Linked DNA regions of Homo sapiens: region 2 is linked to region 1. A link is an interaction called in ENCODE POLR2A ChIA-PET data of the cell type or tissue named here. Cell type or tissue: GM12878. All regions are shown on one strand. Region 1 overlaps UVRAG (UV radiation resistance associated). Region 2 overlaps UVRAG (UV radiation resistance associated).

The links. ChIA-PET counts read pairs that join two places held together with the same protein. Peaks named below come from ENCODE experiments on the same cell type or tissue, not always from the same donor. Only the 100,000 strongest peaks of a DNase experiment are listed, where the experiment ranks them.
Region 2: POLR2A ChIA-PET joins it to region 1 with 13 read pairs; 3 of 35 experiments call an interaction of 5 or more read pairs at or near these places.

What each region holds. Positions count from the first base shown.
Region 1 is chr11:75,823,078-75,825,577 of GRCh38, forward strand. All of the region lies in intron 1 of UVRAG (UV radiation resistance associated), which reads left to right. Among named protein-coding and RNA genes, the nearest start is that of UVRAG, 9.1 kb to the left of the region's middle. RefSeq lists an enhancer at 1,339-1,418. In GM12878, no CTCF peak of the experiment used is centred here; a DNase peak (open chromatin) is centred at 1,474; H3K4me3 peaks cover 2,052 bases; H3K27ac peaks cover 2,353 bases.
Region 2 is chr11:75,945,751-75,948,250 of GRCh38, forward strand. All of the region lies in intron 6 of UVRAG (UV radiation resistance associated), which reads left to right. Among named protein-coding and RNA genes, the nearest start is that of UVRAG, 130 kb to the left of the region's middle. RefSeq lists an enhancer at 782-881. In GM12878, no CTCF peak of the experiment used is centred here; no DNase peak of the experiment used is centred here; H3K27ac peaks cover 1,318 bases.

The DNA.
Region 1 (2,500 bases):
CAAAGACCAAATATGAAAAGTAAAGATTCTCCTAGTACCCCTATGGCACCCAGGGAATGACAGAGGTTTTAAGAGCTCTGCACCAGGAACTGTGTACAAAGACCAAAGTATATATTTATTATTGTAAATTGAAGGGCCACAGGTAGTGTTTGTCAGGTTTCTCTGCTATAAGGTTACTCTTCCTCCCCTTCCCTCTATACTGTAGTCTTTGGAAGGAAGTCACTATGTGTAGTCCACACTTGAGTGAGATCTGTGCTCCCCCTTCTTGAGGGTAGAGTATCTACATAAATTATTTGGAATTTTTCTGTATGGGAGATTAAATCATGGCTCATTTCAGCCTCTAACTCCTGGACTCAAATTATGTGCCTCAGCCTCCCAAGTAGCTGGGACCACAGGTGCACACCACCATGCCTGGTTCATTTTTTAATTTTAATTTTTGTAGAGACAGAGTCTTGCTATATTGCCCAGGCTGGTCTCTACCTCCTGGCTTCGAGCAATCCTCCCGCCTTGGCCTCCCAAAGCATTGGTATTACAGGCATGAGCGACTGCACTGGGCCGGTAACTTAAAGTCACACAGAGTGTCAACAAAGGGACTACAATCTAGGTGTTTCCTGTTTGCCCTAGACACCCATTCTTTGCAGGGTTCTGGTGAAAAGTTTTAAGTACCTCAGAGTTTGGGACCATCAGGCTTTATATTTTATTTCCTACAGCACTTGTGCCTAACACTGTGCTGATGATTTAGTAGGAACTCATGTACAGTTTTTTTGTTTATGAGTCTTTCCCTTGAAGAACTTTACAGCCTAAAGAGAACAAGGAAAGATTGGATTCAGTGGTATTGAAACCCATGCAAAAAAACATGATAGAAGCAGAAAAGTAGATCTAAAGCTTGATTTTGCTGTATAGGATAAATATTTTCCCTTTCTGTGTTTATGTTTATTTGGATACCCTACTTTTGCTAATCTAATTTAATCATTTTTCTATTACTAAAAAAAAAATCAGCTTTATTGGCAAGGCCGTTCATCTTATCAGGAACATGTGCCTCACGCAATGCACTACCATGCCGTGTACATTCATTCCTTCTGCAAATATTTACTAAGCCCCTTGTAACTCGAAGAAAAAATGTAATATATAGTTGAGTATCTAAAAAGTAAAATGATGGCAATTTTTTGTGCTGGTTTGGCTCTTATAAATAAAATGATATGAGGAAGCCTCAGAAACTTAAGATATCAGCATCTTGAAATCATTATTTTTATGTGACAAAATGCTATTAGGAATTTATGTTTTTTGTTTGTTTCTCTTTTTCCTGTGAAAATGAGTTTTTTTTTTTTTGAAAGGAAAAGCTATGTTTATTTAGTGTTTACTTTAAAATGTCTCTACAGGATCACAATTCTTTGTGGTAGAAAATTCAGAAGTGAAACTGACTAGAAATAGAGCACAAGCAGAATTGAAACTAATAAGTTGGGCCTGAAGTGAAACGTATGGTAGAATGAAAAAAAATTAGATTTTCATAGTTTCCAAATGTGTATTTTTGATAAGCTGTGTATTTTTACCTGTCAGACATGTTACTGCTGGGGAGAAAAAGAAGTTTGTCATTTTTTTTTTTTTTTTTTTTTTGAGGCGGAGTCTCACTCTGTCGCCCAGGCTGGAGTGCAGTGGCACGATCTCGGCTCACTGCAAGCTCCGCCTCCCGGGTTCACGCCATTCTCCTGCCTCAGCCTCCCTAGTAGCTGGGACTACAGGCGCCTGCCACCACGCCCGGCTAATTTTTTGTATTTTTAGTAGAGATGGGGTTTCACCGTGTTAGCCAGGATGGTCTCGATCTCCTGACTTCATGATACGCCTGCCTCGGCCTCCCAATGTGCTGGGATTACAGGCGTGAGCCAGCGCGCCCGGCCAAGTTTGTCATTTTCAACGTACTGGAATGTGTACAGCTACAAACTGAAGGTGTTTTAGAAAAAGACATCTGTCTTATGAGAGAGGTTGAAACATTTTAGGTTTATGCTTTGTTTTAGGTTTAATGACATAAGTAATGTCTTTTTTTTTTTTTTGAGACAGCGTTACCCTGTTGTCGCCCAGAATGGAGTGCAATGGCACGATCTCAGCTCACTGCAACCTCTGCCTCCCAGGTTCAAGTAATTCTCCTGCCTCAGCCTCCCGAGTAGCCTCCCGAGTAGCTGGGGTGCCCACCACCCCACCTGGCTAATTTTTGTATTTTTAGTAGAGACGGGTTTCACCACATTGGCCAGACTGATCTCGAACTCCTGACCTCAGGTGATCCACCTGCCTCGACCTCCCAAAGTGCTGGGATTGCAGGCATGAGCCACTGTGCCTGGCCAGTAAAGTCTTATATTGTTAAATTTTTTCAATGCCTTGTACAGTATTTTAGCAGTTGCCTCCTTAGATTATAAAAGTAGACGAGTACACACAGAATGGAAACTTGACATTGGAATTTTACAATTCATAGTATACCTTCTTGATTTAGTATCACATAACCTTGTTT
Region 2 (2,500 bases), 120 kb after region 1:
GCTAAGCTGCTTACAGTTCCTGAAAATGTTAGGGTACCTTTTTTTTGTTTTTGTACTTGTTTTTGCTTTTGTCTGGAATATCTTTCTCCCTTTTTATCTAGCTAATTCCTACTTTTCCTTCAAATGTTGGCTCAGTGTTTACCCCCTCCAAGAAGACTTTTGCTTCCACTTGACCCCGTCCCTAGAATAGATGCTCCTTTTTTATGTTCAGCCCTTACCCGATGCATGCCTGTGTTGTAGCCTGTATAATGCTGTTATGATTGTTTACAAACCAAGTTGTCTACAAAGTTTGAGCATTATGAAGATAATGCTCTGATCTCTGTATTTTTATTACTTAACAGAGGGCATGGTGAACATTTAGGCCTTCAATAAATGTTTATTGCATGAATATGTAAATAAATGGTATATTTTTAGAGAGCACAGACTGTCTGCAATGTTTTTTCTCTTAACACTAGACTCAGTATTAGCAACATAGAAAGTGCTCAATGTGAAGACAGGATGAATGAATAAATTTAAAGATACGTTAACATGATCAGATAAGGAATTAGGCTAAAGATTTATAATGTGCAGGTGTTATTTTGACTAATGTGATAATGTGCTCAGTAAATGGAATCATGAAGAGATGGCTGTGAAAGAAGGATAATTAATATTTGGATTGAAAGAATGTATTAGTTTTTGATTGCTGGATAATAAATTACCACAAATTTAGTGGCTTAAAATAATACCTGTTTTATTGTTTCTCGGTTTCTTCTTTAGGCCGGAAATTTGGGAACAGCTGACTTGGTTCTCTGCTTATGGTCTCATGAGGCTGAAATCAGTGTCAGCTGCGCTGTGTTCTTTTCTGGAGCTCAGGGTCCTTGTTTAAGCTCCCATGGTTTTTGGCAGAGTTCACTTCCTTGTGGTTTATAGGACTCAGCCTCTTGTTCTCTTGCTGATAGTGGTCTGAGGGCTGCTGTCAGCCCCATTGAGGCCACCTGCAGTTTCTTGCCATGTGGCCCACTTTATAGGCCCTCTCATGCTTCAAATCTCTTCTTTCAGGAAGGGCCAGTCCCTTTTAAGGGCTTACCTGGTTAGAGCAGACCTACCGTCTGTATTAGTCAGCTTAGACTGCCATAACAAAATACCAGTCTGGGTGGTTTTAACAACAGACATTTATTTTCTCAGAGATCTGAAGGCTGGAACTCTGAGATCAAGGTGCCAGCATGGTTCAGTTTCTGGCGAGGCTCTCTCCCTAGCATACAGATGGCCACCTGCCTGTTGTGACTTCACATAGCCTTTCCTTCTTGCATGCGTGTGGAGAGGGAGAGATCTTTTTCTCTTCCTGTTCTTTTGAGGCCACCCTATGACCTCATCAACTTTAATTACCTCCTGAAAGTCTTGTTTCCAAATATAGTCACATTAAGGGTTAGGATACTTCAACATGAATTTGGGGCGGGGGATGAAGGGATACAGTTCAGCCTATAGCACCCAGCTAATCTCCCTTTTGGTTAACTCAAAGTGAACTGATACGTGACCTTAATTATAGCCCCTCAATTCCTTCACCTTGTAAAGTAACATTTCTGGGAGTAATATCCTATGGTGTTTATAAGTCCTGCTAATAACCAAGAGAAGGGGATTATGCAGAGAATGGGAATCTTGGGGTGACATTTTAGAATTCTGCCTACCCCAAAGATAGTGGGATAAAATGCAGCAGCAGATTTAGTTGAGATACGAGTTATATTATGAATAGAATCGTAGAATAATGGAAGAGAAAAGCACACAGCAACCTGATATATAAGGGGAGGAATACTGAGCTTGGACACATATATTTGGAAGGTTTAACCTAAATAATGTGTCTGTGAAAAAGCACTTTGGAAACTAAAATTATTTAACATGTAAGGTGTTACTGATGCCAAGGTTTGTGGGGAGATGATGACAAGATTAGCTTAGGAACGATGGGTTTGTGGGTGGGAAATAAGCAGTGAAGACCACGGGCTTTGGAGTTAAACAAACCTGGGTTTAAATAGTGATTCTGCCACTTACCAGCTTCAGTTTTCTCACAGGTAGAACGGGAATGATTACGTCTATGGATTTTTGTGAGAATTAAATGAAATATCCATTTCAAGTTTTTAGCTTAGTGCCTGGCACATAGCCAGCACTAAATAAATATGTATTCATTCACCAACGAATTATTAAATAAATATATTCTATGTGCCAGGCACTGTATTAGGCCTCAGGTTTCTGGTAAATATTAATACTATTGTGCCTGAGCTAGATTTCATTGGACTTTGAATTGCCAGGCTAAAACAACAGAGTTTAAATGTTTATTTAAATCGCCCTGAGCTGTTTTCAAGCAAAGAATAACATCTAATATTAGCTTTTTAGAATTTGTGATTATTTGGTGCTAGTACATGGTGGTTTTTTTCTTTTGTATAAAGAGCTCAAATTTGCCTGTAGTCATTCTAATTATTGATACACTAAGACTTAAAAGATCTCCATACCTCTTACATCATTGTTTTGA